Regions from separate parts of the Homo sapiens genome. Here all the other regions are linked to region 1. Evidence: chromatin loops called from intact Hi-C (ENCODE). Cell type or tissue: A673. All regions are shown on one strand. Each heading gives the region's core, and the rest is flanking DNA. Links, peaks and the distances in the headings are about the cores only.

Region 1 (5,389 bases), core at 306-5,305:
ATGTTGGTATCCTCCAAGTGGAAGTTTAAGGCTGAATGAGATTTAGGGAAACACGCTGTGAACTATTTAATGGCCTTGTATGCCATGCTTTATTTGTATTATGCTTTTTTCTTTTTACTGTATTTAAGAGAATTATAAATAATAAGCAAATAAGGTATATTCAAAAGAAAACCATTAAAGATTCAAGATTTGTATTGTGGTAAATGATACAATTTATGAAATGTGATAAGATCTAGCTTTCTGCATTGGTTTTATTTTATACCATATTAATAATGCTATATGATTTATTACTATTTGCTGATTTGTTCTTTTAGTTCTAACTTCTATTGCTATATGGTGTGTCTCTTGTTAACATTGTATAGAGATATCGCTTAAGTATCTTTAAATATGTGAATTACTGATCTATTACACTTTCACACTTTTCATGTGCTTTCCTATGCTTCCACTCCCTCCCACTTTTTTCTGTGTATGGTTACTGTTGGGGCTCAGGAAATGATACCACAAAGTAAAGGCCTCAGAAGCAGCCTTAGAGGCCAAGTTTTCCTCTGACCTTGTCCTGCCCTCCTGTCTCTCTTCCTTCATTCTCCCCTGAGGCTAGCCATAGATACTAGAATTCCTCTTCACCAGTGTCAGTCATAGAAACCAGAACCCCTTCCCCCCAAAGCCAGCCGTAAATCTAAAAATATTTCTGTAACTTTCGCCTACCTTTCTTTGTAAGAACTGGCCATAAAGAAATTCTCTGAACTACATGGTTTGATAGAGGTTATAAAACCCCTATTTCAGAAGGGGTCCTGCCCTAAACCCAGGAGGAAAAAAATGCTCCACAGAAAGGCCAAGAAAAATCCAGCCTTGCTAAGTTTCTGCACTGTCTATTAGCATTAGCTCATACCCTTTCGTCACATTTCTACACACTGTCCATGCTTCATTGAACCTAAAGCATAAAAATGGATAGTTTACTTTAGGTCTCTGGGTCTTCAAGTCTGAATGCTCTCATGTCATGTAAAACTTTGATTAAATAAATCTATGGTGCTCTTTCTTGTTAAAGTGTTTTGGTATAGCAACGTGTGCCATGATTCAAATCTCATTTTGAATTTTAATCCCCATAATCCTCAGGTGTTAAGGGAAGAACGTGGTGGGAGGTAGGTGGATCATGGGAACAATTTCCGCCATGTTGTTTTTGTGATAGTGAGTGAGTTTCACAAGATCTGATGGTTTTATAAGTGTTTGACAGTTCCTCCTTCATGCACTCTCTCTTGCCTGTCACCATGTAAGATACGCTTGCTTCCCCTTCTGCCATGATTGTTTCCTGAGGCCTCCCCAGCCATGCAGAAGTGTGAGTCAATTAAACTTTTCCTTATAAATTACCCAGTCTCGGGCAGTTCTTTATAGAAGTGTGAGAACAGACTAATATAACCACTCCACACCTGCGTTACAGTAACAGCTATTTTCTCTAGTAGTTTAGAAAGTTTGCTCCTAAACAAGCTTATGGCAGTTACCATTAAATGTTAAATGTATCTATTAAGTTTATTAATACTCTTGCACTCATTGTCTCTCCTGCCACCCTGTGAAGAGGTGCCTTCTGCCATGATTGCAAGTTTCCTGAGGCCTCCGCAGCTATGTGGAACTGTGAGTCAATTAAACCTCTTTTCTTTATAAATTACTCAGTCTTGGATACTTCTTCATAGCAGTGTGAGAATGAGCTAATACAGGGTTCAATCTAATTGGTGACCATTGACCTTTTTATACCTGAATATCTATAGATTTATCTAGGTTTGGAAAGTTATCTGGTATTAATTCTTTGATTTAGCTTTTTACACCTTTACTTTTCCAGCTTTCTCTTCCTGACTATATGCTCTTCTAATGTTGTCTCATGGATCCCATAAACCTTCTTTATTACTTTTTATTCTCTTTTCTTCTCTATGTATTTTCAAATAGCCTGACTTCAAGCTCATTGATTCTTTTGTCTGCTGTTGATGCTCTCTATTGTACTTTTCATTTCATTTCATCCATTATGTATTTCAACTCCACAATTTCTGTTTTTGTTTTATTTCAATCTCTTTGTTAATTTTATCTGAAAAATTCATGAATTGTTTCTTTGAGTTTTACTGAAGTTCATTGAGCTTCCTTAAAACAGCTATTTTATTTGAGAGATCTCTATCACTTTGGATTAGTCACTGGTGCTTTATTTTTTTCATTTGGTGAGGTCATAGTCCCTGGATATTTCTGATGTTTGCAGACATGTGAGAATGTCTGCACATTGAAGGATTAGGTATTTATTCCATTCTTTACAGTCTGGCTTTGTTTATATCAGTCCTTATTCAGAGGCTTTCCAGAGATTCCAAGCAGATCTCTGAGCCTGTAATAACTGTGTTTTCTGAGCATGTGATAACTGCAGTTGTCTTAGCACTAGAGGGTGCTCTAATCCCAGGCTTGCTGTGAGTCTTGTGAGAGCTCCAAGGTTGATGTGGCTCTCTGGCCTGAATGTACCTAGGGAAGACCCAAAGAGCGTACTGGGGCTGTGTGGAAAAGCTGGTCATGGAGCTGCCCCCAGAAGAGTGTCCTGTTGGCCCAGACACATGTGCCTCCCAGCAGGCCCTATGCAGGTGATAGATCCCTGACTGCAGCAGAGGGGATGGAGTTGAGACTGCACCCCCTCAGGATCTTGTGTGGGATGGAGGCTGGTGAGCCCATCTTGTTGGTTCAAATGGGTATTTGTCTCCCAGCAGGACCCTGCACAAGTAGGGGTATTTCCTTGACTGTAACAGGAGGGTCCAAAGCTGAGACTAGGACCCCTCAAGACCTGCTATGTGATGGCTGCTGGCAAGCCTGTCTCATTGACTCAGACAAGCGTGTGTTTCCCAGTAAATTTCTATACAGGAGGGGTCGTTTCTCAACTAGCATAAGTGGAGCCAGAATTGAGACTAGGCCACCTCAAAATCTGCTGTGGGATGGAGGTTGGAGAGCCCAGTTTCATTGGCTCAGAGGCGCATGTTTCTCCCAGCAGGTTCTTAAACAGATGGTACAGTTATCCAACTGCTGTGGGAGGGCCAAAGCTGAGACTGGGCTTCCTTGGGATATTCTGTGAGATGACAGTGGTGAGCCAATATTGTTGGCTTAGATGGGTGTGGGTATGAATTTTCCAGCATGCTTGTGCACAGATAGGATTGTTTCCCCACTGCAGCAGGAAGGACTGGAACTAAGACAAGGCATGCTCAAGATCTGTTATGGGACAGATGTTGGCAAGCCCATCATGGAGGCTCAGACTCTTGAGCTGAGAGATATGGTCATATTTCCCTCTAGGTCCTTATATTAGCAGTTCTGAGCTGGGACCTCAGCTGAGGGGGTTGGGGTCAAGCTACAGGGGAACTTTCACATTCACTGCTGACCCTGATGTCAGTGGACAGATAAGCCTCTCCACAAGGTACTAGTGTGTGCAGTTTCTCCTGGACAGCTTGGCTGATGGTTTTGTTGCATGCTGAAGGCCATATGGGGCTGTAGCCAAGCCCTTTGGGAAATGAGGCTGTTTTCAGACTTGAACCAAGGAGCGTAATTGGTAGATCAGCCAACTGGGTGTCAGTCTGCATTCTCAAAATGACACTTTTAGATCTTGGGCTCCACTAAGATTTCACAACTTCCAATCTGAATCCTAAGGCTCCAGCAGAGAGACCTTTGTCTGTGGATAAGTGCAAAAGTTTTGTTGTTGTTTGGGGATGTGAGAGGGTTACCTCCTATTCTGCCATTTTGCAGATGTCTACTCCTAATTTTATTTTTTTCTAATTTTTCACTCTGTTTTTCAGGGCAAATAAGTTGAGAATGTTTTATTCTCTTCTGATTTCTGAAAGGGTTTGTGAAAGATCTGTGTACTATGTAAATGTTTGATAGAATTCAGACAGTCTACCTGGATCAGGACTTAACTTGAAGGAAAGTTTATATTACAAATTCAGTTTCCCTCATAGATGTGGATCTGTTCAAAGTTTCTATGTCCTATTTGTCAGTTTTGATAATTAGTGTCTTTCAACAAATCTGTTTATTTTATTTAAGTTGTCAAACTTATTGGCATACATTTGTTCACAATATCTGTTAACCTTTAAATGTCTATAATATCTGTAGTGATGTCCTCTCTTTTATTCCTGTTATGAATAAGTAAATTCAGACCACTTGATGTTGTTCCAGAGCTCATGAAATCTCTGTTAATTTTCTCCAGTTCACCTTTTATTCTATGTGCCTCAGTTTGGATAGTTTCTATTGCAACATCTCCAAATTAACTGACATTTTCTTCTGAAATGTCTAATCTCCTATTAATTCTATCCAGTATGTTTTTTGAGTACTACTTTTTTTTTTTTTAGCTCTAGTGGTTCTTTCTGTTTTTTTTTTAATATTTCTTTTTCCGTCTCATTATGTTTATCTTTTTCTTTAAGTCCTTGAAACTACTTCTAAAAATTGTTTACTTTCATTATATTTGGGTGTATTTCTAGTGACTGATATTTTTCTTCTGTTTAAAATGAGTCCTATTTTCTTCACATGTCTGATAGTTTTTGGTCAAATGCTAGACATTATAAATACTATATTGTTGATGATATGGATATTTTTCTCTTTTAAAGAGCTAGATGTTTCTTGTTTGTTTGGAAGGCAGTTACATTACATTACTTACAGGTCCATCTAATTTTCAAAGCTTATTTTTTAGCTCTGTTAGGAAGGTTCTATAGCAGTCTGTACATTAGATCTAGTTTAGCCCTACTAAGATTTTCTTTTTGGAGTCTTTACTAAATGCACTGGGATTTAATTAAGTAGTTTTCATTTTGGTCAGAATTGAAACAACTTCCAGTCCTGTTTCAGCAACTCCCAGTGGTTGTTACTTCCCTGGTAGTTCCTTGTTCAAACTCATGGAGTCTCTCTCCTTATTCATGCTCAGCTTAGTGTTCAGCCAAAGCCTCAACTCTATGCATAGTTCTGTATTTCTTTATTTCTTTGTATATCTCTTTTCTGGCACTCTGCCTTTTAAATTCCAGCCGTGTTGACTTCCCCAAACTCTGATTTCTGTGTCTTCTGCTACATGAGACATGTTCTGCCTGGGCTTTGCATTTTTGCACTGTAGTCTAGAAAGTGCTTACAAACAGGAAGCCAGGGCAGTATTAGGACTCACGCTTCTCTCTCCTCTTTTAGACGTGTGGTGCTTGTTTGATGCCTATAAACTGTTGTTTCATGTTTAGTCCAGTTTTCTAATCATTTTCTATGAAGAAAATTCAGTAACAGTTACTGCATAATGGCTACAGGTAAAAATTAAAATTATCTTTTCAAAAATATGTACTTCTAATAATATTGAAATGTTTAATATCTAAGGGGGAATAAAACAGCTTAAGAAACAATATATTCCTCAACTAGCATAAGT
Region 2 (5,389 bases), core at 177-5,176, 700 kb after region 1:
CATTTAAGTCTTTAATCCATCTCAAGTCAATTTTTGTATATGGTATAAGGAAAGAGTCCAGTTTTAATCTTCTGCATATGGCTAGCCAGTTATCCCAGCACCATTTATTGAAAAGGGAACCTTTTTCCCATTGTTGTTTTTTGTCAGATTTGTTGAAGATCAGACAGTTGTAGCTGTGCAATCTTATTTATGGGTTCTCTATTCCGTTCAATTGGTCTATGTGTCTGTTTTTGTATCTGTACCATGCTGTTTTGGTTACTGTGGCCCTGTGGCATAGTTCGAAGTGGTGTAGCATGATGCCTACAAGTGTGTTCTTTTTGCTTAGGATTGCCTTGGCTATTCAGGCTTTTTTTTTTTTTTGGTTTTCTGTGAATTTTAGAATGGCTTTTTTGTTTGTTTGTTTGTTTGTTTGTTTTTTAGTTATGTGAAGAATATCAATGGTAGTTTAATAAGGAATAGCACTGAATCTATAAATTGCTTTGGGCAGTATGGCCATTTTAACAATATTGCTTCTTCCTGTCCAAGAGCATGGACTGTTTTTCCATTTATTTATGTCATCTCTGATTTCTTTGAGCAGTGATTTGTACTAAAACAACTAGAGAACCAAGAGCAAACAAATCCCAAAGCTAGCAGAAGACAAGAAATAACCAAAATCAGAGCTGAACTGAAGGATATTGAAACACATGAAAAAATTCAAAAGATCAATGAATTCAGGAGCTGGATTTTTGAAAAAAAAATTAATAAAATAGGCTACTAGCTAGACTAATAAAGAAGAAAAGAGAGAAGATTCAAATAAACACGGTCAGAAACGATAAGGGGGATATTACCATTGACCCCACAGAAATACAAATAACTATTACAGAATATTATAAACACCCCTATGCACATTAACTAGAAAATTTAAAAGAAATCGATAAATTCCTGGACACATACACCCTCCCAAGACTGAAGCAGGAAGAAAATGAATCCCTGAACAAAACAATAATAAATTCTGAAATTGAGGCAGTAATAAAAGCCTACCACCACCACCAACAATAAAAAAAGCCCAGGACCCAGTGGATTCACAGCTGAATTCTACCATATGTACAAAGAATAGCTGGTACCATTCCTATTGAAACTATTCCAAAAAAAAACTGAAAAGGTGGAACTCCTTTTTAACTCATTCAGTGAGGCCAGCATCATCTTGATACCAAAACCTGACGGAGATACAACAAAAAAAGAAAACATCAGGCCAATATCCTTGACAAATGTTGATGCAAAAATTCTCAACAAAATACTAGCAAACCAAATCCAGCAGTACATCAAAAAGCTTATCCACCATGATCAAGTAGACTTTATCCCTGGGATGCAAGGTTGGTTCAACAAACACAAATCAATAAATGTGATTCATCACAGAAACAGAACTAAAGACAAAAACTACATGATTATCTCAATAGCTGCAGAAAAGATTTTTGATCAAATTCAACATCCATTCATGTTGAAATCTCTTGATAATCTAGGTATTGAAGAAACATACCTCAAAATAATGAGCGCCACATATGATAAACCCACAGCTACCATCATACTAAATGAGTAAAAGCTGGAAGTATTCCCATTGAAAACCGCCACAAGACAAGGATGCCCTCTCTCGCCACTACTGTCCAACATAGTATTGGAAGTTCTGGCCAGGGCAATCAGGCAAGAGAAAGAAAGCAAGGGCATGCAAATAGGAAGAGAGGAAGTCAAACTATTCCTGCTTGTAGCCGTCATGATCCTGTATCTAGAAAATCCTATAGTCTCAGCCCAAAAGCTTCTCAGGATAATGAATAACTTTAGCAAAGTCTCAGGATACAAAATCAATGTGCAAAAATCACTAGCATTGCTATAACCAACAATAGCCAAGCTGAGAGGCAAACTCCCATTCACAATTGCCACAAAAATAATAAAATGCTTAGGAATACAGCTAACTAGAGAGGTGAAGTCTCTCTCTGCAAGGAGAACTACAAATGTTCTTTTAAGTGAAGTAGATATAGTTGATTCTTTCATGTTAAAGCTGCGAGATTAAAAAAAATAGGATGCCAAGTTAAATTTAAATTTCTAATAAACAAGAAACAATTTTTGGTGCAAATATGTCCCAAATACTGCATGAGACATACTTGCACTAAAAAACTATTCTTGTTTCATTTAAAATTCGAATGTAACCCAATGCCTTGTATTTTATCTGACAATCAAATTTCATGTCATTTTGAAGAAAGTAATCATGGATAGTTTGAATAAAGAAGAAGAGTTTTCTTTACGGGATCTTAGCAAAAAACAAGAATTCATTTGTTGTAAGTTATCAAAAGCTTTTAATTGTCCTACAAATATAATTAAAATTTAGGAATCACTTTTGATTTGGGCAAAGAATAAAATGTAAAGAGAAATGTAAAGAGGTTTACAAAAGAATGAATACAAATAAAATGGACCCTTAGAAGAATAAATATTTTCACTTAAAACAGGACATAAAAAAGCCTAATTTTGAATGTCTTTGAAGAACCTTCAGATCATTCCAGATGTAAAATTTGTGTAGGAGATTGAAAGCATAGCCTTTTCTACTCATTTTAACAGATATTCATTTCCTTTGAAGTGATATATTTTAAGGTCTTCATATCAAGAAACATGCTGCAATTAGCTAGGAGCAAATAGCATTCACTTATTCAGATCTAATATGGTGTTATGAAATCATCTTATAACCAATATCTGGTATAAATCTAAAATTAAGATCAGTCCTAGTTAGTTGTAAAAATAAATTTTATGTTTAATATTTTAGAGGGAAAAAAACAGGAAAATTTCTCTGTACAAATATAAGAATTCTGAGGGGAAGCTTAACGCATTTAAAATTATCTTTGCAAAGACAGATGTTCAGCTAATCACTTTACACAGTTTTCCTCTTGCAAGAAAATATTAAAATATATATATCTCTTAAATGAAAATATTTATTTGTCACTTATGTACACAATTAATAGCTTGGGACCTGAAGTTTAGGCTTACTAAATGTATCTTTTATTCCCATTGAATTCTAATACCAGGAATAAAGCAAACAACTTTAAAAGAAACCTAGAAGTTTCTTTTTGCCCAATAAATGTAATGTTCTGGATTCATAACATTATCCCTACAGTGTACCAGGCTTTTGTAAGTCAAAACTTTTTGCTTAATATTTCTGACTGGATCCTAGAATTAATAATGGCAGTGCCAAACTTTAGCAAATAAATCTTTTATACCTTGTAACAGATCCCCATTAATGCAACCCATGGCCATAGACATAGACCTATAATTCACATATTATTTCTTTCTACAGGTAAAAATCATAGACATATAATTCCATGTTCTAGTGCCATGGGTCTCACCTTCGGTTTAGTATATGTTCTCACAAAGTAGTGGGCTTTCTGAGCCACTATTTCATCTCTTTCTTTACAACAAATTCCCATATGTAGAAAAAAAGTCTCAAGCTTGATTCTTAAACTAATAGAAATTATTATTGCTCTATTTTCTAAGTAGTTTTTAATCTTTCAAAAGATAGTGTCAGGTGGAAAACACATTTAAAACACACAACTACATTTGGAAGATGTTACTTGCAATTGAAACTTCTGAAGAAAAACTTTGCTTGTAGATTATTTAGACTTTCTGCTATTTGTATTTTGAAGCAATTAACAGATAAAGTAGGCATACATCATAATGTTCTATTGAACATGAGAACTGCAAATTTTAACTACATTATCTAGAAAATGGCAACTGATCAAGTTTCAATAAAAGAAAAGAATGCATAATAGTTTGAGTGACTGAAGAGGTAAGTGAAAGCAAACTTTATTTTTTGTGCCCATAATTGGTGATTCTAATCCCCTTTTCTCATTAATAAGTAAAGATGTAATAAGTAACCTTAATATAAATTAGAAACTGTGGCTTCATTGTAAAATTTACTTCTTTTCATCTGTTAAATAAGCACAAGGATCTATATACTACTATAAGGGTTAATTGTTAATTTTATATGTTACAATAGTGAAATAATTAGAAGTAGGGACACAAAATAAATGTGAGTTGAATGGACAATAATCGGTGCTGTATAGTTAAGACATATAAAATCAGACAAAAGAGTAAAGATATAGAAAACCAAACCAATCTAAAGGTTGTGTTTGACCTTCATGATAAGCTATTACAGAATTCACCAAAACGAGTTTTTATTACTTCATGAAAAATACCACTATTCTTGATTTTTTTTTTCTAGATCTTAAACAATTATTAGACTATTGGATAATTGGGGCCTGTAAAAGTGTCCTGCAAATGTTAATAAATGCATTAAACATATTTCAATAGGTGCATACACATTTCATATTTGAACATATAACACAATGTATTATAAACAAGAAAAAAATAATGGTTGAATTTTATTATGATTAGCGACATCCATTCCTGGTAAAAACATTCTAAGCATTGGAGAAATTCAAAGTAAATGCTTTAATGAAAGTTATGAATGGGATTTAACATGGGAACTATGCATATGCAATATCATATTTTTCATATCAATGAAAAATTCCATAAAAATAGCTATATTAAATTTCATATGTAAATATTTAACAAATATGTTTGTATTCTTCTATTTTTATACAATGAATATTAATACATATTGCATTTATTTATTTTAATGACATTTATTTAAGTTCAATTGTACAAAACCTAATTTGTTGTCAAAAGTATCAAGCAATAAATTTTAAATATTGTACAGGGAATAATCGAGCATGCAAAATTGAAAACCCCATGTAAAGACAGCATGATAAGCTCACTGGAAATTTTTTAATTAAATAAGCTTAAAAAGACATTGGACTAAATGCTAATATATGGAATATAAGATTTCCCAATGTTAATTTAGTTAACAACTTTTTTGTAGTAGCATACACACACATACCACCTTTATGTACTATCTCTAGAAGTAAAATAGTAAACTATATAAGATAGATATATATGAGTAGAACAAGGAGGACATCTTGAGGTCATTTCAGAAATGTACATGATTTTATTGAGTCTGCACACAGTTTATGATTTTTAAAAACAGATCCTTCAAGCTAAGTTAACACTTCTAATATAAAATGTATTTTTTCTTCATAAAAACAAAGGAAAAGCAAAAGCTTTTAGATTCACTTGAAAGAATTCTCTCTCTTTCTCTGTCTCTCACACAAACACACACCCATACACACATACATATACACACATAACGATTACAAAGAAGTTGTTTTTTACTGAATAAGAGATAAAATTTTAAAATAAGCATACGTCTGTACAAACTGTTCTGGCAAAACTATCTTAAATATTTTTCCACAGTAGTAAAATATAACCCTTCTACAAATATTGGTTCGCTGCATTTAATTAATCCACTGTA
Region 3 (5,389 bases), core at 145-5,144, 690 kb after region 1:
GAAACCAGAAAGTAGTACAAGATCATTTAGTAAGAAAGGGTCAGAATAGGCTGAAAGGAGGCAATTCAACAAGACCAGGGAATAGTTGAATGTCAGAGTCAGGATTAAGCACAAAAGAAGTAGAAAGTTGGATATTTAAACTGTAAGATGTTAATGCGTGTAGTCAAGTGAGGCAGCAGAAAATTAGCTGAGTAAGGAGAACAGGCAAAGCATCAGGACAGGAAAGAAAACCCTAAATTAATGGGCAGAAGAGTTACAAACACAAAAGCAATGAAAGGTCCAAACCCCAAGCTGCAAAACCAGTTGGTTCAAACCGCTAGTCACAAATAGTACATGAAGGAAAATTTAAAGTACTTATAATTAATAAAAAGAATTTACCTCTCCTGGGACAGCAGCAGTTTGAAAAGGAGAGAAAGGGTTTGTATAAAAATCAAGGATGTTTTGCCTTTTCCCATGAAGCTGTGAAGAAAGGAAGAAAGCTAGGGGAAATAAGAAAAGACGATTTGCCTCTCTGGGACACATTCCTCCTGGTGACAGTCCTCTTTCTCCCCCTGGTCCTTCTTAGCACACAAAGTAGATAGGCTATATGCTCTATAAAATAAGAGTCTGCCTTCTTGGGATCTATAAATCAAAGATGCCACAGATATGTGATAGTGAGTCTGAAGTCAATACAGGTCATAAGGACAGATTAATCAATCCTGTGAAGATGTTTTGCAGATGACAAACACTTGACCAAAATGATAACTGACCATGTGGTTAAGGGGCCATATTTTCTCATAAGGTAGTACTTTCCAAACTTGTTCACCTCAAGAGCTCTGAGTAAATGAAGTAGTTAGAAGACATACTGGAGCCAGGCATGGTGGCTCACACGTGCAATCTCAGCACTTTGAGAGGCTGAAGCAGGAGGGTCACTTGAGCCCAGGAGTTCAAGACCAACCTGGGCCACATAGGGAGACCCCATCTCTACTTAAAATAAAGAAATTAAAATAGACAGATGTGGTGGCATGTGCCTGTAGTCCCAGCTATTCAGGAAGCTGAGGTGGGAGGGTCTCTTGAGTCCAGGAGGTTGAGGCTGCCGTGAGCAGGGACCATGACACTGCATTCCAGCCTGGGTGACAGAGGGAGAGACTCTGTCTCAACAAAAAGACACAGCAGAGTAAAGAGGATGCAGGAGAAGATCTAATTCTTGTGCGAGCCTTCTTTATCCCTGCAGGTAACCTCAAGGTTCCCGTGGCTTCAGAACAAGGTGAGGGATATGAGGATCAATGTCAAAGTATACAAGGGCCTCCTTCATATGGTTGGGAAGCTTTGCCTTAAGAGACAGTTTTAGATCTCCTGAGTAATTACTCTTAGAGGCGGGGAGCCGCACAGTAAGAGGAATGGATATAAGCAAATGTCAAAGTTAAACAGAAATCTTGGAAAATGTTGTATAGGGAAACTGAGCCCAATACAGACTAAGGTGATGTCTCAAGTGGTAAATATAAATGAGCAAAAGAGTCATTATTTCCCTGGAGTGAAAAGGGAGATCCTGTCTCTTCCCTCTTCATTTTCTTCTTCCTCCTCCTCTTCCTCTTTTTCCTACTCTTCTTCCTGCTCTTCCTCCTCCCAACATGGAACTTACAGTATACAAATGCAAGCAACAGAGGCAGATAAAGAGAAAAGTAACCCAGCAGACCAACAGCAACAGTTTTATACAATGGAAATAGGACTGGTAAAATATAGTGTTGAGGTGGCCAACGTTCAGGCTGCTGTGTTTTGTCAGGCCAGAACCATGTTTTTAAAATAATTGAATTTGAGTACTTTTCAGTAAAGTATATATTTTCTATGTTTTTGAAGCTGCCACCACTTAATATTTTATCAAGTTTTTTCATTTGTTTTTGTTATTTTCCTAACCTCTGAAGATATTTGAGTTTTGCAAACCCCAGCTTTTGAGTGATTCAGAGAGGACCTTAAAGCCAGCATTGTGAGAGGCATAACCTCTAAAGATGAAGAGTCCAGCAGAGATAAGCTTGGGGCCCAAGGAAAATAATGTACAAAAACAAGACCACAACTAGCAGGAAGACAGAAATGGCTTCTAGTAAGGAAATATTGTTACTATGAGTTATCATAACTGTTTCTAATTTTTAAATTATAAACACAGATTTGTGCATACACATTTTTCTAAAATATATATTTCTTATAGTATTTTTATTAAATATGTCTAGTTTACCACTATATTTTGTTATTTAGTGAATTCTTTCATTTCAAAATGTATCCAGAGAAGATGTTGGAGTATCTAAATTTACATGAACTTAATCTGTCATCTAACTAAGATACTGCTAACTAAATATTTTGGCAGAGAAGACTCTTTATTGAGTCTTCCACATAGCCTAAAGTACATTACATAAATGAACTTCAGGGAATGTATTTTTATATGTCTCAAGATACATAAAGCCTTTGTAACACTGTTTGGATTTGGGTCAAAGAAAAATATGACCCAAACTGTAGCTTTTTTTCTATATATATATATATATAAAATACAGAAAAAATATATAATCTACATATACATATATATAAAAAATAGATAGATAGATAGATAGATAGATAGATAGATAGATAGATAGATTTTGCTTGCTAGTGTTGTGTGAAATGAAGAAAGGTATATGGCTGAAAAAATTAGAGTAAGAAATCTACAAGTGGAATATCTGACTCTAAAAAGGCACTCACTTCCCAGGACTGCCTGCTGTCGTCAGTGAGCTACGAATGGATTTCAATAAAGAGTAAGTAACGATACCAGGCTGGTCCACTTTGGGAAGATTGTATGAAACACAGTATAGAAAAAAAAAATATTTTCCCCAGGAAGAATATAATTGATTTATTCTATAAGTACTTTTCTTAAGTAAGTGTAGGCAACCTCAGTAATATAAAATATCAGCATACTCCTGAAAACCTGTAATGAAAGCAGGTATGACAGTACTGTATGGTTTATTGACATGCACATGTAGGTTGCAGCATTTAGAAACCCACCCACCCCCATCAGAATCAAGCCATTGTAAATGTTTTAGTGCAACCTGGTGGTGATTCTGTTTTCTGCAACAAGGTGATAAAAGGCATTCAAACACATCTATTTAAAAATATTTCAGTATAACAAAATTATCCCAGAGAAAATAGATTGTTCCCATGAATTACTATTCCATGTTACCTAATAATAAAATATAAAAATAAATTGATAAAAACATAGTTTTTTAAAGTTTGCTTTTAATTCAGCATTCATTTAGAAAGGAAATCTATATTTTGGATGAAAAAGTGTCCAAGACTGAAAATCCAGTCTTCACAAATTCATTTTTTTTCCTCAGAGGATAAATTTAGTCAAACTAATTATTTAAATTATTTAAAACATTAATAACTTGGTCTTAGAGAAAGGAAGAGTTGGAATTTAAAAATAAGTAAATTATATTTACATAGAAAAACTCTTAGAAATCCACATCTAAAAACTGAATGCTTATGAAATGTTTTACTAATTAATAAAAATTTCATTTAGAATAATAAAAAAGTATAAGATCATTGTATAATTTACTTCTCTGTTATCTCTAGCATACAAACACCACAGAATTCATTTAGGTTGTATGTGAACCTTATAAGTTTTCTGTTTTTTTTTTAAAGAAAAATTTGTCTACTTCTCATAAATCAAGACTTAGGAGACCCAGTTTGATTGAGATTGAAATCCTGCTGCCAACTCAGAGAAGATTTACTTTCCCGAGAGCATTCAGGGACTTATTTCTTCTAATATTTTAGATGATAAATTATTGGGGTCAGAACTGTTGAGAAGTTTGAATATTCTTTCAAGATTTTCTTTTTAGACTTTGAAGAACAGTATCAAGCAAGTATATAAACAAAGCCCAGAGTTTCCACAGTGCATTTATCATGAATCCACTGCCTCTCACCTCTTGGGGAATATTTACATTTTCTTTAAAGATTTGATGATTGTACAGGATTAAATATCAGTCTTATTTCTAAATTAATGATTTAGTGTTAATCATCAAGCCAGTTATTCTAATTTAGAGATGTTCCTTTATGGAGAACTTTAGCTTCAAATATGATTATTTTGCTGAACTTGGATGGACTATCTACTTTGTTGTCTATAATGGGTTAGCCCAACTTTAAAGAGCTTTACACAATGGAAAAAGCAAGTGCTTCTCTTATTTAATACCACAAAGAAATTATACTTTCCTTTGGTAAAATTCACTTATTTTTGAGCTTATTTCTATGAACATGAGCTATTTCATACTTATAAAACTTCATTTATTAAAAATATAGATTCTCATGAATAAAATTATTAATGTTTTAAATGCCCATTTAGTAATAAAGTCACTTCACTGTATCCCTGTAAAATTCATGAAACATTACATTATTTGTGCTATATGTTGTCCTATGACAGAACTACCTGTTTGGTTTGATGCAGTGAAATTGTTCAATATGCATCCAGATGGAAGTTAATGACATTTATTTTTGCACATGTCTGCTGGGAAAAAACTCCAATGGAGACTTCTGGGGCATCATATTTTATTAGCTCCTTTAAAGCAATCCCCATTTCCTGTCTTAAAACTTGGTAGGTGGAGTGTGAAATTATTTTTAGTGAGGGTAAAGAAACTAAGCAAGAGGTCCTACAGCCAGGTGCTCCCCTCCAGGTCAAAAAAAAATCTTCAAGAGTGAGAAGCCTCAGAACAACTTTGCTAAGTATACTTGGCTTCATTCCGTCACTTTTTAAAGTTCCTCTCTGAATTCCCCTTACTTAAGCCCCCACTTTCGTGTCCCAGTCTCACTGACACAGTGTTGTATGAAAATTTACTCTGCTCTCTAAATGGGGTTTGGGGCAGACCATAAAGGCCCCCAAAAAGCTTGCTTCCTTCCACTTAAAACACCTCCAGTAAATGTCCCCCAAACACATCATGTGCCAGGTGCTTGAAAGACAAGGGGCAAAGTGGCAAGCTCACTGGGGGATGAACTCTGTTAAGGTGAATCAAGATGAAGAAAAGACACAGGGGGTAAAGCATGCAGTGAAATTGTTGAAAATGATTAGTCCCATTGGAGAACTAAAGCAGCTAAGCATCCTGGAAGCTGGGGAAAACAGCACAACATTTATTCTAAGACAAAAAACCAAGTTTGTGAGTGATGTGGTTGAGAAAAAATGATAATAAGGTTGAGAACTAACTGTAGTAAATATTTTACTGGAGGTTGATATAATTTATATTTCAAAAAAGTTGTGAGGGTGGCTATGTATACATAGTGGCAGAGGGTATATAGGATATCATCCTGCCTTCTCAATTTTCTTGTGAACCTGAATTTACTCTCTAGAAAAGTCTCAAAAACTAAAAAAAATTAAAAGTTCAGACATGACTAAAACCAAGGT
Region 4 (5,389 bases), core at 209-5,208, 570 kb after region 1:
TAAACCAGTAACTTTTAGCTTAGTTTATCTGTTAAAAAAAAGCTACATGAACAATTCAAGATTTAGTAAATGTTGAAGATTTCCCTTCAGTATGAATTTATAAATATCTAATGAGTGTGTGTGTTTGTGTATATGGCTTCCTCATTGAGCACCTGGAATGACTTAGCTAATTTGCCCTTCATTCTTTATGACTTTCATGGATAATTTCCCAAAGCTCCTAAGGATTATTTATTTATTTATTTATTTATTTACTTATTTTTGGGACTGGTTCTCGCTCTGTTGCCCAGGCTGGAGTGCAGTGCCGTGATTATGGCTCATTGCAGCCTCAACCTCCCCCACTCAGGCAATCCTCCTACCTCAGCCTCCATTGTAGGTGGAACCATAGGTGTGTGCCACCACATCCAGCTATTTTTTAAAAAAATTATTTGCAGAGATGAAATCCTCCTGTATTGTTCAGGCTGGTCTTGGTATCCTGAACTCAAGTGATCCTCCCAGTTTGGCCTCCAAAAGTGTTGGCATTACAGGCATGAGCCACCTCACCTCACCAGGTCACTTACTTTAAAATTTTCTACTAGGTGATGTGAAGGCCCCCAAATTTAAATATACCAATATTTCTCTTTTATTATATTTTTAAAATTTGAGGTTTTAATAAGCTATCTAGATCCATGAATATTAAAATAGATTTTTCTTTTGTAGACCCAGCATTGTTCACTGAGGATAGATGTGGGATCAGTTCCTTTCAGGTATTAATTGTAATGTTGCTAAACATATTACCATGAATCTGTAGTATCAAAATTCAGATATTAAACTTGGGAGGATTTATAGTCCAACTTGTAGTAACTAAATAATAAAATGGTGGCATGATTATAGTTCAATTTTTTTCTTTATGAAGAGCTTAGGGTAACAATGCTTTGTTCCTGTATGTTGCACTTTTAAATTACAGTAAAGTGTTTCCCTGAAAACAAATAATATGGCATGCAATAAAGGGGAAAAGTGGATATGAGAACTTATCCTTGCCAGTATATTTGAAATGTGACTAAACATTTTTACAGTGAATATGTTCATATTGAAAAGAAATTACAATTTCCTTTAACCAAGTACTGGGTCACTATTTCTTCCAACTTAGTTATTGAAGAAACACTCAGCTACCATAGATTTGCTAGGCCGAAGTTTCTCAAACTTTAGCTGTGTCAGCATTACTTGGGGGGTTAATTGGAATGCATATTGCTGGGCTTGATGATCAGAGTTTCTGAGAACTTGTGTTCCTAACAAGTTCTCCGGCGATGCAGTAGTATAGAGAGGCATTGTTCTGGAGACATGCTTAATTTTAGGTACAACTTATTTTGACTTGAGAACTTTCTCTTTATTAAAATAGCAAAGGCGGTGTAGATGAAAATAAATAAATTGTATTCATTTGGGTTTTCTCATTTGCAACAGACCACATCAGCATTACCACTGGAAAGAATGACTTAGGAGAGTGGTTGTTTTAATGAGAGATTCTTTACATGCCATTGAAAGACAGGAAACCTTAAAAGAAAAACAAAACTGATAATCAACTCCTAAATGGGGATTTGAATTAGCTAAAATCTTTTTTTTTTCAAATGCCTACTACAAAGTCAAAGTTCATTCTCCTAGACTAGCAAATACTTTTTTATCAATATTTGTTTATATTTTCCCATAATTATCCTTATTTCACCTGCCACAAAAGAATTAATCATTTTATGTCCTCAGTCTTCAGCCCTCCCTAAAGTACCCAATAGCTCTTGTCCTTCTATAAGTCATCACCTACGTGTACTTTAAGACCCCGCTAATTCAATAATTTTATTTAAACGTTGATAGGATTCTATTAAATTTAAGGTATATTATTAATTAAACTAGAGGACATCTGCTGTAGTGAATAAATTATCCATGATTTAAAAGCAAAATTCAAAGGTAGACAAGGCCACCTGCGGCCATAGAGGCTGTGTAACTTCAGAAAGAACACTTATGAGTTAATGATAGGAATGGCACTCTCTGGAATTGTACAATCCAGTGTGCCTTAGTCAGATATAATAGGTCAGGTTTAGCAAGACAGGCATAAAGTTCTAGCCTTAACTTCAAAATTCCATAGAATGTGGGAGACATGAAATAAGAATGGCACATGGGACTTTTGGCTATTAGTTGACCATGAATAGCTCAGTGTGATTCAATAGTGATATGTAACTGCCCTCAAAAACTATGAAAAGCTTAGAGTTTCAGCAGAGGATGGTGTATCTGTTATGAGTGAGATGAGAAGTCTCTCTCTTCATGGCTGGTAGAATGAATCCAGAATTGTCAACTTCACATAAGTCTCAGAATATCCTCAACCCTGCCTGTTTTAGGTGAAACTAATGCACCAATTATTTCATTCATTTACAGAGAAACTTAAGCTAATATGTACATTCAGTACAATAAGTAATACAGACCCCTCAACAGAAAAAAAAAAACACCAGAAATTATCAAACTGAATTTCTTCAATTAATTTCAATTTAATTTGTGTGGACAAATATGTATTGGTTTTGACAATAAAATATGTCAAAATACTGTAGTGTTTAAAATTCCCATATGGAAATATGGCACCATGATTGTAGCTTCTGAATGAAAAACAGAGTTTTCAGTAATTTGTACTCTTCTGACTACATAGCATGGGAAGTTGAGAAAGAAATTCTTCTAGGTTGAATACTGGAAAAATCATCATCTGTTTCCTCTACTCAGTCACTAGTATACAAAGAAGGACTTAAGCAGATTTGCTGATTAATTTATCGGTATCTAAACATTTTGTTTTCTCTTAATTCAGTGGATGAGCTATAGTACTGGAACATTTATAGCTAAACTTTGTTATTTGGTTATTGTCCTTATAAAACCAACTTTTGCTGATAAAACATATTAACACTTATGGATGCTTTATAAATCCAATAATACAGCTTTGAGAGCATTTACTCTGTTTCCCACAAATTTTAATAAGCCTGGCTCAGCTTTTTCGACTGAAGCAAATGCACAGACCTCTACACTTCAACATGAAGACCTCCAGTTCACAATGTGCATATCCAAAGCACTGATACTAATGCTGTATCCAGAGATTTCAATGGGGAGGGTAATCTGTAATAACAAAATTGTATCCCTTCCTTCCTGCAATTACCTCACTATCCTCACAGCCTTGACATCTGGAAACCCACTGCTACTGTAGCAGCTGTGACTCCTCTCCTAGCAGGAAGTTAACTACACATTCCAAAGAGCACCAATTGTTTTGATATTTTCTGGCAGCTCAAAAAGCTTGGATATTGGTGAACACATTATTTTGTGGCAACCACATTTTGGAATTATACACAAATGTACAACATGTCACAATCTGAACAACTTACAGGTGTTAATGTTGTCTTTCTCTTAATGATATCATATTCCAAATTTAATCATTTTAAATATAGAGTAGTATGTTAGAGAATTAAACCTCATTCTGCTCATACTCACTTCTGCCATCATTTTCTCAAATGATCAACACGGAAGAAGACTTACCCAAAAATATGCTCCTATTTAAATCATTGGAAGAGAATTAATTAATTTGAGTTAGAAAGTAAGTATTGTGAGAATCATCCTGCTCTGTATTTGCCCACGTAGCACCTCTGTTAGCAGAGATTTTCAGATACTTATTAATTTTCTAGAAATCGAGACCTCCAAAAGAAGAGCAGAAATATTAAATGTTGGGCAAATCTAACTGCATTTTAGTGTCACCAAATGCCTAAAATTATTTTGTGTTTTTGAGCTGATAAATCTATATATTTTTTATTCAGATTTCTCTTATTCTTTAAAAATAATCAAAGGGATGACTGCTGGATTGATTTACTGCAAATTTATCTTTGAAATGGCTACAAATAATTGTTATTCTCATTTTAAGAGCATTAGTGTCTTTTGTTCATCAAATTAAGAATGAAATGGATTTTAGTACTGCCCTACAATTACTTTGGTAATCAAAATGATTGCCAATGATCTCCAAGAAACTAAACTGTCTTGCTACAGAACAGATTGAGGATTGTTTTGATTCACAGGAAAGCTCTGCAAAAATATGATTAATTATGATTTTGATTTAGTTTATAATTTTATTTTTTATTTCCGTTTTCCCTCTTCCCTACATTCTTTTAAAATATGGCAAAGTTTTCCATTGTATATTTTTATTTGACCTAATTTCCAATTAAATTTAATATTTCTCCTTGCTTAATTATTTCTTCTGGAATTTTACACTCATAGTGATTAAATCTCAATCTCCTCTCTCTTATTCTCTTTCTTTTTTTATTCTCTTTTTCTATCACACACAATTTAATAGTTCATCTTAAGTGATTTCTGATGCCTTGTATTCAGTGACTCTAATTTCTAATATCCTCTTCTTGTTAAAAATATTTTTGCAATGTATTTATAATATCTTTCTATTACACTGATTCTGTGTTATGTTTAAGCGTTTGATCACTTTTATTCAAATGTTCCTATGATAACCAGAAGATACTGTGCATTCTCATATTATTTTAATGCTCCAATGTATACTGCAGGCTTAAATAACCATAAAAGTAATGTTTGTTTAGAAAGTGACTGGTTTGTTTACCTTCACTGCTGCAGAAAATCTCACTAGGCAATTTGCCTGGGGCTGATACTTGTAACCATTAGCAATTATGGATTCTAGAAAGACGTTGATAGGAAGTTTTTAAAAAGCTATTTCAAAATCGGACACAAAAAATACAACACATTTTCTAGGATTGTTTTTCTTGCCATTCATGCTGCTTGCCTTTCTTATCTTAACTAAAATTCACTTTTCATCAGCCTGCAATGAGTCACAAAAAATGCTGTATCAATCTTGGGTTGTTCCTGGACATTCATAGTCAGATAAATTATTTTCAGAATCAGCAAAGCAGAATTATTTTTATAAAATGGTGTCTTTACACATCATTGATGTTTTGCAGAGGTCTGGACAAAACGCCAGTGATGTACTTTTAATTGCCAAGGGATCCACTTACACAAAGGAGACATGGGCACACCATTCTACCGTCAGGGCACTCATCATTTGACTTATGTATTGGACTTTAGGGGAAACACAAAGAGGATGCCTGGGACACTGTTCTCATCCTCTAAAGTCTTTACTAATAATATGTCAAAGTTGAGTAATAATACACACTAAGTAAAAGCTTTTCAACAGAAGCATCTCCATTAATCTCCACTTTGGGCCAGACAGCAAACTGAGCCTCTGTTTCTATTAAATACAAACTGATCTGAAATATTTAGAACAAAGAAAGCACATCCTTTCAGCTAAAAGTTATAGATATCCTTTGCTACATGACAAATGGTTAAAATTATCAAATATTTATAACAATATGATTGAAGAGTTCAG
Region 5 (5,389 bases), core at 144-5,143, 89 kb before region 1:
AGAGAAGATACTTGATACTGTTTCAATTTTTTGAATATTTTAAGACTTGTTTTGTGACCTAACATATGATCTATCCTTGAGAATGATCCATATGCTGAAGAGAAAAATGTGTATTCTACAGGTGTTGGATGAAATGTTCTGTAAATATCTACTAGGTCCATTTGTTCTATAGTACAGATTAAATTTGATGATTTTTTTTGTTGATTTTGTGTCTGGGTGATCTGTCCAATGCCGAAAGTAGGGTATTGAAATCTCTAGCCGTCACTGTGCTTGGGTCTATCTCTCTCTTTAGCTCTAATAATATTTACTTTATTATATCTGGGTGCTCCAGTGTTGGGTGCATATGTATTTATAATCATTATATCCTCTTGCTGAATTGACCCCTTTATCATTACATAATGACCTTCTTTGTCTCTTCTTAATTTTTGTCTTGAAATCTATTTTTTCTGATGGAAGTATAGCTACTCCTGCTCCTTTTTTGCTTTCTTTTTTTTTTTTTTCTTGGTCCTCTTGTTTTATTTTTTTATTTATTTATTTTTTATTTATTTATTTTTTTTATTATACTTTAAGTTTTAGGGTACATGTGCACATTGTGCAGGTTAGTTACATATGTATACATGTGCCATGCTGGTGTGCTGCACCCACTAACTCGTCATCTAGCATTAGGTATATCTCCCAATGCTATCCCTCCCCCCTCCCCCCACCCCACCACAGTCCCCAGAGTGTAATATTCCCCTTCCTGTGTCCATGTGATCTCATTGTTCAATTCCCACCTATGAGTGAGAATATGCCGTGTTTGGTTTTTTGTTCTTGTGATAGTTTACTGAGAATGATGATTTCCAATTTCATCCATGTCCCTACAAAGGACACGAACTCATCATTTTTTATGGCTGCATAGTATTCCATGGTGTATATGTGCCACATTTTCTTAATCCAGTCTATCATTGTTGGACATTTGGGTTGGTTCCAAGTCTTTGCTATGAAAATTCATGTTGATTACTGGATTTCTTCTTCTTTGCTATACAAACAATAATAAATCAGGAATAATAGAAGTCTAAAAATAAAAAGTAAACACACATTTTTTCTCATTCTTTGTCTATATGCATGTACAATTTCGCATAATTATAATTATAGTGCTTTCTGATTTTTCTCTTTGCATTTCTGTATCTCTGCATTTTTCTTGTTGTTCAATGTTATCATTTTCAGTGGCTTCATCCTATTTTATCTTTATGATATGGAATCATTTACTTAACTTTCCCTCTGTTACTGGTGGATATTTATGATGTTAACAAGTTTTCATTTTCTAAGAAACACTACTGTTTGCACATATACCATTCATTTTCCTCTTTTTTCTTTATAACAGAAGCCCAGTTTTGTACACATATCCATCCATCTCTTGTATAACTTGGGAAGATGTGTCCATTCCTAGTGTCAGGTGGACACTGGTGAGACAAAGCTAATCAGCATCTGGCAGTCATCTGGTGACTGTCACTGGTCTGGGGTAACTTGGGCTGAGGCAACCAGACAGAAGAGGTTTGTATCCCAATGTGTCACCTACTAACTATATGACTTTGGGAATGATATTTAATTTATGTCTCATTTTCTTAATCTGTAAATTACTCATAGCACCTACATCAATGGTTATTTGAAGCATAAATGAGTAAATATATCTTAAGCTCTAAATAAATTTATAAATGCTTAACACAGTGCTGGCACTTAGCAAATGCTCAATAATGTCACCTATATTTATCAGAGTTCTGTCATTTGTATAGTGCAATGTCATCAGAAAACAGCTTAAGATAGGATTTCATCTATAATAAGCACACAGCTGGCACGTGTGTGAGTGTGTGTTTATGTCTGTGTCTATGGGTAACAACTTGAGACCTTGGCCCATTAAAACTTTAGACCTAGGATCATTATTTAGTCCATGTGACAAATAAGATCCAGAAAGGTAAAGTGAATTCACTCAAGTTGAACTGCTATTTAGCAACGAGTTTTCACTATTGTTCCAATTTCATTACTTTTTCTTTTAAAGACTGTTAAGATAATACCTTAGTACAGTCTTGTTTATCTATTTGGTATTCATTAAAATACTCATTACAAAAGCACCTATTGAGGGCCAGGCATTATTATCTGGGGGGAATTTGGGGAACAAAGGAGACTGGGTTTTATTCTAAATATGATGGGGAGCCATTGGCTGGCTTTGACAGGGGGAAAGCCATGCTGTGAATCATATTTAAGAAGAATTACCCTGACTGTTCTATGAAGATTTCTCTGGAGGGAAAGCGGTAGGAGATCAAGAAGGATGCAGGGAAAGCAGGTAGGAGGTTAGTGAGGGGTAATAATGGCCTGAAAGGAAATGGTAGCAAGAGATGAGATGAGAAGTGGTAAGATTATAATACAGTCTCTGTTAAAATTTTAAACAATGCATATGTATACAGTAACGAGGGAAAATGCCCACCCTCACCCCATACCCTTGCTTCCAATGCCGATCTTCTTTTCATAGGTAACCACTGTTAACAATTCAGTGTGCTTGTATCACCAAACCTTGTCCTATGCCACTCATAAATGGTTTATGCCTATATAAAATAAGTCAGTTTTATTTGCAATGTATTTTCAGTATTTTTTCTTTGTTTTATGTTGCTACCTCCTATCGTGGAGCTGAAGTGTAAGACTTAATAATGATTTGAAAGTCCTCAGAAACAACCCACCTCACACCTGATCATTGGAATAAATAAACAATTTAAAGACAGTGATTTATTAAGACAACAAGAAGTCTAATAAATAGCATCAGCATAGATAAGTCTTTCTTTTTTTCCTTTCTATTTAGTCAGGAGAGTGCCATTGCCCAGGATTTGAATGACTGCTTTATTCCCTTTTTTTTTCTTTTTTTTAAACCTGAGGCAGAAAACCAGTAGAGGGCGCTGAGAACCCTGTACATGCAAGAAGTCTAACGGAAAGATACTGACAAACAAAAAGTGGAAAAGGATTTTAAGACAGGGATCATAGCACTACAGAAATGTAGGCTTTCTTGCTTTGGTGCTTTTTTTCCTTAAAGTTAAAATTATTTATACTATTAATGGGTGAAGTTTTACCCATATCCCCTTTAGCAGCTTCGAGCACAGGTTTCCAAAAAATATTCTAACATGCACAATAAATACTTTTGGCAGCGTGAAAATAGTTAATAATATTTTCTCATCCCATTATGAGTTATTTTATTTTACTCAAAAGGTTTCCACCCTTAAATCCTTTGGGTAGGCAGAAGCTGGTTAGAATATTGAAGCAGGACTGATCAACAGACAGACTATATTTTTACTGAATTTATCATTCACATTGTCTGTGTGTATGTGATTATGTGTGTGTAAGTGTCTGTGTACATGTATTCAAAATTTAAAAAGTATTCAAAACAGTTACCCTTGTATCTGTCAAGGGTATGTAAAATGCCTGTTTGGAGTCATTACTTTTTCCTGTTGTTGAAAACTCAAATTGATGGAGGGTTTGAATTTGGATTACCACAAAAATGTAAATAAGCAGAAAGACTCTAGAATTAATGTATTTGTGTATTTATTTATTTCCAGGGGAAATTTGGCCTTTGGAATTGCTGTAGACACAGACTGTTAAACAGTCAAAACGCAATGTCAAGTGATAGAGTGTTAGAAGAACAACATATCATTTTCTCTAAGTTTGAGCCTGTATAGTAAGCAGGTCCCTCAGTATAATTCCAGCACACTTTTCAGCTATGCAAACTCTTTTACAAACTCTTTTTACTTTCACAAACTCTTTCAGGATAATGCTGCTAAAATTAATTACTGTGTATATTTTGTTGAAAACTACACGTAGTTGCTGAGCACTATTTATATGATGGATATCCTTGTGTCCTAACAGAAAATTCATAGCCAGGAAATATGATATTTTACCTGTGCTGAAGGATAATAGGCTGCCTTCATCAGCCACTAGAAATATTAATTTCAGTGTCTCCATTGAGGTACCACGTGGCTTCAAAACAATATTTTCAAAGAAATATACAAGAGTTTATTTTCAAGATGTTTTACACTGTTGTGCTTGGAGAGTCTATGGAAATGGTTAGCCTTAGATCACAGAAAGCTGCATTCTCCTTCACGATGAAAGCTTTGAAGAATGCTAAATATATTCCGTCATTCATGATGACAGTAGGAGCACAAACCCAGTGACACTTGAATCTAGGTATTAGTTTTCCATTCTTTGATGATTTAATGAGCAAAACTGCAACAACCTACACATTTTTCTTGGCTTACTTCCTTTATAGTAAAACTGTAATAGGATATGGCAGTTCATGGCTTTCTGCCTCTGGATGGCAGTAACTCCTGCTTAAATGTTCATGACCCTTAACTGCAATATTCTAAAGTAAGGATTTCCCATTCTTTGTCAGTTTTCTGTCCAAAGAAAACACTAATTTTACTTAGTCTGAAATATATATACATACACACACACACACACACACACACACACACATACACATACACACACATACATACACGCATTTGAAAACTAAGAGCAAGGAGTCTGTTTAATGTTAAAAGTTGATAATGTAAACCCCAGGCTAAAAGGAAAATGAGGACGCAAAGAACTAACCTAAAAAAAAATTGGCATTTGGATATTTCCATATGTTTATATGTGATTCATTTTCCTTCTTACATAAATTAACAAATGCTGCTGAGCCAACCATATTTCTTACCTCAAGACAACAAGGCACTGCAAAAGCTCTAGGAATATATCCAGGCTTTGGGAATAAGCATGTCTACCACTAGAATTATGTGCTCTGATTAATATAGTCTATCTGGATTTTCTGACTGTGACTTTTCATAGACACAAAGAATTAAAGAGCTTAATCATTAAATAAAATGAAATGCACACATGTTAAATGTAGTTCACTAACCTCTTTATGCAGTGGCTACTGCAATACCATAAATTGACATCTGGATTGGGCTGTGGGCTGTAATTTACTGTCTCTAATATTTTCCTGGTCTTCCTTTTACTTGTCCTTTTATAAACCTGCTATTCCTTTCCTTCGGATCCCTGGTTTTCCATCTCCGCCTCAGATACTGTTGCCTTGCCCACCTCCTTAAGATTGCATGTGCCTGAAAGCTCTACTTAGATATCCTTTTCCAGACTTCACCCTCCACGTTGAGGTGCTACAGCTGCACCTAAGAAGTGCTTCTGCTTCCTACTCGGCTCCATAGGCTGTGTAGTATCCTGGAAAATCTACATAGATTCAGGTAATCTTTCTCTTTTTAACACATGTTCCCCTGAGAATTTAAGGTTTTTTGAAAGTGATACATTAAGACCCAAATCTACCGTATGGGCTACATTACCAGGCATGTCAAATTTTGGTGTCCAATTGAAGTGACAT
Region 6 (5,389 bases), core at 90-5,089, 300 kb after region 1:
CATGGCTCCTGCCTTCAAAGAGCTCACAGTTTGTGGGCAGAGACAGATACATAATTAGATGTCCACAGAATATAAAATGGAGTTATGTGTAATTATTACATAAATTACAGTGGTACTACAGGAAGTAGACTAAAGCAAAATCAGAGACTATCTTGATGGAAAGGATGCCTGAATTGAACATTAAAGCATAAGTGGAAGTTACAAAGGCAAAGTGAGTGCAAAGTGAGGGTAATTCCAAGCAGAGGGAACAACATGAGCAAAGGATCTAAAACTGGGAAAAAAATATGTGGCTATGTTGCTGGATCAGAAACCAAACTGAAAGATGTAGAGGGAGCTAAGGCTGAAGACTGGAGAAGAGAAAAACCAGTTCCTGGAAGGGCTTGTGGGTCATGTTTTTAACTGTGACAGATAGATACCACCAAAGGGTATGAAACAGATAAGAGACATTGTGAGATACAGATTTTAAATAAAATGCACTGGGTATTGCATTGATTGAAAGATAATAAAACTGGAAGCAGGGACATTTGGTTAGGGTAGCAATTTGGAGAGATGAGCCAAGGAAACAGTAATTAAGATAGGCAGCAATACTTTTGAGAAATATACAAACACACACACACACACACACACACACACACACACAGAGTGTGCAGGAAGAGACAGGACTTGACAGCTGCTTCAATGTGGCGTTGAAAAATACAAAAGTGTCAAGACAGAGCCAGGCATAGTGGCTCACACTGATAATTCTGCTTACTCTGGAGACTGAGGTAGGAGGATCGCTGGAGGCCAGAAGTTTGAGGCTGCAGTGAGAAATAATGACACCACTGCACTTCAGCCTGGGTAGCAGAGCGAAACACCATCTGAAATACAAACATTAAAAAATGCAAAATTAAAAAAAGAAAGATGCCACGATAGATTACCCAAGCACCGTACTGGTGTAATAGATATCTCAGTCTATGAAATTAAAAATTATGATATATTACTTAATTTTTATAAGCTATCTAATTTCTGACTCCAGAACAAATTCCACTAGACTGCTGGGAAAAAAATACCTGAACTCCCAAGCCCCAATCCTTACTGACATTTCTCTAGTTAGGATTTCACTATGATATTAAGGTCTTAATGCCAAGGAGTTGGGGATGGCCCATTTGGTTGTTGGCTGTGAGTCCATGCCTGTAGCTGCTGAGACAGCTGTCATCCTGGCCTATGTGGCCTTTACAAGTCCCTTAGTTCTCTCTGATGCCTCAGTGCCAAGCATGGTTGGTGGGCAAATCTTGGGAGAGAGGGCATATGTTCTCTTCGCCCAGAAGCAGTGTGAAGCCATTTTCTCCTTTTGCTGTACTTTCCTAGGAAATGGAGGGGAGGTACCTTCAGCCCCGGCAGGAAACCACAGGTCTCTCATCATTGCCTTCTTCTCTTAATCTGAGGGGAGATAATTCTCTGAGGAAAATCCTTTTCCTTTCAGGTCTCTCTGTTTTTGTGTGTTTACATCGCAATGTTTCTTCTCCTCTCTGGAGTTTAGTTTGGGCATAGAAAATACATCAAGGCAATTCCTTGCTTTTTAAAATTATCTGCCCTCTACTTCCACATGAAAAGGGTCTTTGTCTTCTTGCCATTTTACCTTTGGCAGCCGGCATCCAGAATACTCTGATACATGCTAAGAGCACACACACAAATATTTGTTTATTAAATAAATGAATATAAGGGTAAGTTATGAGCTGACATGACATATTTTAGGAGGAAAAAAGCTACCATTTTGGAATTCTCTCAGCAGTGCTATATACTGAAAGAGTAAATGAGTGAATTAATTAGAAAATGAATACAGCCATGGCTGCTTACTTTTGTTTTCTGTTCTCTGCCACATTCCTTCCCTGAGGCATTCAGCACAGAGCTGATTTCATGCTGAAAGAGAAGGAAGAGAAAGGAAAGAAAAATATTCAGAGAGGAAAAATATTAATTAAAATATTAATATAATCCAGTCAGTTTACTTATTTCAAGTCATCATCTAACACCAATCAAAATGCTTCTTACTACCTAAATTGAGTATTTTTATTGAAATGTAAAGTTTATTTCAATGATATTCAAAATATGAATTAGAGAATTGAGAGTGAGAACAGATTCTTATACAGAGTTGCAAATTTACTCATACTTAATCACACTAAGAAAAGTATTTTTTAAATTTTGTCTATGACTAATAAGATCTTACTCTCAGACCTCAGGTCCCCTACTGCTTGCTGTGATAATTTTTCCTTCCTTCCTTCCTTCCTTCCTTCCTTCCTTCTTCCTTCCTTCCTTCCTTCCTTCCTTCCTTCCTTCTTCCTTCCTTCCTTCCTTCCTCCCTCCCTCCCTTCCTTCCTTGGAAGGAACTACCAACCCTATGCAAAGTCATTTAAACATGGTGGCAAAGTTTGTGCAAGTAGAGAACGTCAGATACAAAACAAAGCAAAACAGAAACAAAACACCAAAAAATATAAATTAAGATTGTGAACTTTCAGGGCCTAGGGATAGGGGAAGGAAAATCAAGGAGCACAAGTGTTCAAAATCTGGATTGTAACTCCCTCTGTCTAGACTGGGACTGGGAGAGGAGGTACTAGAGGACTACCTTTGCCCTTGGTGTTTCCCCACTTATGTAATATACCATCTCTTCTCTGGGTTCTCTTACTATCTCATTATTGGGTAGTGCTTGGCTGCTGTAATAGGCATGGAGACATGGAGGGATATACTCCATCCATGTTAGTGGTAGTTTAGTCCTTATTATGTGAAAGAGAAAGAGGGTAGGGAGGAAGGACATATTTGGATAATTTTATCTCAAGACATTAGCCTGTCTTGTAATGCTATTACATTCCTCCACCTCCTTTTTGCATTTTAGAAACTAATTTTCTTTTTCTTTTTATTATCTTCGCTTTTAAATCACCCCCCTATCCTGTAGGCTCCTGGACCCCAACTTGCCTCAATAGACTCAGGCAAATATATATTTTCAAAATATTTTTGTATTATGCCAATATTAGAATAATTTTGAAAAAACTTAACTGTCTATTATATAATCGAGTATCAACAGTTAAGTGCCAAATATCATGCTATGGATGTTATGTGCATTTTTTCACAATATCAAATACATGCTATACATTTTATTTCCATTTTTACCTATGAAATGTATATTATTGGTTTACAGAGATAGAAATGAATGCTTAGAGAGATTAAATAATTTGCCCCAAATAATACCCCTCATAAATGGCTTTGTTGAGATTTAGACTCAGGGGATTCCTACTCAAAAGCCCATGAATTTTTCAGTACATTTTGTTGTTCACTGCCAATTCTTAACTCCATGAGAAAAATTCAGGCGCTTATAGGAATGTGTGAATCATAATTAAAAGAACACACACTCAGGGGCAGGAGACTCAGTTTCAAATTCTGCCATTTTGCAATTTTCTGTCAATAGTGTGGTAATAAGAAACAGCAAGTGCTCTTATATCCCGATTTTGTCTTTTATTAACTGTGTAAACTTGGGCAAACTCTTCTCATTTCTAAGTCTCCAACTTTTTATTTGTTCAAAAGAGAGGTTAGCATTAGGACAGCTGTGATGAGTAAGTGTGATAATACATTGCAAGCAACCTAGCACAAACCTTGGCATACAAAAAGTAAAAATAAAAATAAAACACTCAGTAAATGTAGACACCTCATCTATCCAAGAGAATTTTGATAATTTGTGAAGCATTCATTATGCTCTATATGGACCATTAGGTTATTTGATAAATGTATGAGTTTTAACACAAGTGCTACAATGTAACTATAATAAAAGCCCAAGAAATAAATGTTCATACAATGAAGTCTTTTTCTTTTTCATTTTTCTAAGAAACTGGCTCCTCATTTCTATGTTGCAGAAATGAAACAATAATTTATTATTTAAATCACTTCTTGGGGCACACATCTGATCTGGAATTCTGTACCTACTTTTTATTTATTTATTTATTTATTTTGAGATGAAGTCTTGCTCTGTGGCCCAGGCTGGAGTGCAGTGGCTCAATCTCAGCTTGCTGCAACCTCTGCCTCCCAGGTTCAAGCGATTCTTCTGCCTCAGCCTCCTGAGTAGCTGGGACTACAAGCATGCACCACAATGCCTGACTAACTTTTGTATTTTTAGTAGACATGGGGTTTCCCTATGCTGGCCAGGCTGGTTTCAAACTCCTGACCTCAGGTGATCCACCCGCCTCAGCCTCCCAAAGTACTGGGATTACAGGCATGAGCCGCTGCGCCTGGCCGTACCTACATTTTTATTACGTTAACTGGCACATAAGAAATGTACTATTTTGGGGGGTATAGTGTGATATTTTGATACATGTGTACATTGTCTAATGATCAAATCATGGTAATTAGCAAATCCATTGCCTAAAAAATTTATGATTTATTTGTGTTGGAAGCATTCACAATTCTCCCATCTAGACATTTGAAAATATACGATAAAATGTTGTTAACTTTAGTCACCTCACAGTGCTGTAGAACACTATAACTTATTCTTCCTGTTTACGCTGTAATTTTGTACCTGTCAACCAACCTCTCCCTATCTCCTCTCCCTCCTACCCTTTCCAGCCTCTAGTAAATGCAATGCTATACTCCACTTTTATTAGATCAACTTTTTTAGCTTCCATATATGAGGGAAAACATGCAGTATTGATCTTTCTGTGCTTGACTTATTTCACTTAACATAATATCCTTTAGATTCATTCATGTTGCCTTGAATGATTTGATTTAATTTTTTATGGCTAAATGGTGTTCCATTGTATATACATTGTATACTACATATAATATAATGTAGTATATATATGCAATGTGTATATATGTTCATTTTGTGTCTGTATATATATACACACATATATATGTATATATAAATTAGTATTTCATTGTGTATTGTCTTTATTCATTCATCTGTTGAGGACACTTAGATTGATTCCATATCTTGGCTATAGTGAATCGTGCTGCAACAAACATGAGAGTGTAAATATCTCTTCTACATACTGATATCCTTTCCTTTGGATATATACCCAGTAGTAGATTGTTGGATCACATGGTAATTCCATTTTTAGGTTTTTAAGAAACATACACATTGTTTTCCATAGCAAATGTACCAATTTACATTCCCATCAACAGCATATAAGGGTTCCGCTTTATAGGCATCCTTACCAGCATTTGTTATTTTTTGTCTAACTGGAGTGGGAGGAGATCTCAGTGTGGTTTTGATTTGCATTTCCCTGATGATTAGTGATACTGAACTTTTTTTCATATACTATTGGTCATTTGTATGTCTTCTTTTGAAAAATATCTATTTAAATCATTTGCCTTTTTAATTAATAATTGAATGGCTTGGGTTTTTACGCTGTTGAGATATTTTAGTTTC

Evidence for each region. A loop is a pair of places that touch in the nucleus more often than their neighbours do. Peaks named below come from ENCODE experiments on the same cell type or tissue, not always from the same donor. Only the 100,000 strongest peaks of a DNase experiment are listed, where the experiment ranks them.
Region 2: a loop joins it to region 1, with 9 times the contacts of the local background. A loop is called at or near these places in 12 of 110 quality-filtered maps.
Region 3: a loop joins it to region 1, with 5 times the contacts of the local background. A loop is called at or near these places in 15 of 110 quality-filtered maps.
Region 4: it touches region 1 in a loop (2.4-fold over the local background); 3 of 110 quality-filtered maps call a loop at or near these places.
Region 5: a loop joins it to region 1, with 4 times the contacts of the local background. A loop is called at or near these places in 4 of 110 quality-filtered maps.
Region 6: it touches region 1 in a loop (16-fold over the local background); 2 of 110 quality-filtered maps call a loop at or near these places.

Annotation. Positions count from the first base shown.
Region 1 is chr1:199,460,744-199,466,132 of GRCh38, reverse strand. No RefSeq gene overlaps it. Among named protein-coding and RNA genes, the nearest start is that of LINC02789, 310 kb to the right of the region's middle. In A673, for the core only: a CTCF peak has its summit at 2,387 (motif pointing right); a DNase peak (open chromatin) is centred at 2,422; H3K27ac peaks cover 1,991 bases.
Region 2 is chr1:198,756,264-198,761,652 of GRCh38, reverse strand. PTPRC (protein tyrosine phosphatase receptor type C) reads right to left here. Exons shown (of 33, transcript NM_002838.5): 33 at 4,177-5,389. Among named protein-coding and RNA genes, the nearest start is that of PTPRC-AS1, 92 kb to the right of the region's middle. In A673, for the core only: CTCF peaks have their summits at 4,825 and 5,029; a DNase peak (open chromatin) is centred at 4,982; H3K27ac peaks cover 1,206 bases.
Region 3 is chr1:198,769,417-198,774,805 of GRCh38, reverse strand. No RefSeq gene overlaps it. Among named protein-coding and RNA genes, the nearest start is that of MIR181B1, 87 kb to the left of the region's middle. In A673, for the core only: a CTCF peak has its summit at 3,057 (motif pointing left); a DNase peak (open chromatin) is centred at 3,025; H3K4me3 peaks cover 292 bases; H3K27ac peaks cover 4,695 bases.
Region 4 is chr1:198,890,041-198,895,429 of GRCh38, reverse strand. The region is part of intron 2 of MIR181A1HG (MIR181A1 host gene); the gene reads left to right. Among named protein-coding and RNA genes, the nearest start is that of MIR181A1, 34 kb to the right of the region's middle. In A673, for the core only: no CTCF peak of the experiment used is centred there; a DNase peak (open chromatin) is centred at 3,139; H3K4me3 peaks cover 1,046 bases; H3K27ac peaks cover 4,542 bases.
Region 5 is chr1:199,549,697-199,555,085 of GRCh38, reverse strand. No RefSeq gene overlaps it. Among named protein-coding and RNA genes, the nearest start is that of LINC02789, 400 kb to the right of the region's middle. In A673, for the core only: CTCF peaks have their summits at 2,895 (motif pointing right) and 4,309 (motif pointing right); DNase peaks (open chromatin) are centred at 2,935 and 4,325; H3K27ac peaks cover 3,371 bases.
Region 6 is chr1:199,157,933-199,163,321 of GRCh38, reverse strand. It overlaps LINC02789 (long intergenic non-protein coding RNA 2789), which reads right to left. Exons shown (of 4, transcript NR_147896.1): 2 at 1,837-1,899; 3 at 752-857. The region is part of intron 1 of LOC107985243 (a long non-coding RNA gene); the gene reads left to right. Among named protein-coding and RNA genes, the nearest start is that of LINC02789, 12 kb to the right of the region's middle. In A673, for the core only: no CTCF peak of the experiment used is centred there; DNase peaks (open chromatin) are centred at 1,331, 1,851, 2,501 and 3,331; H3K27ac peaks cover 5,000 bases.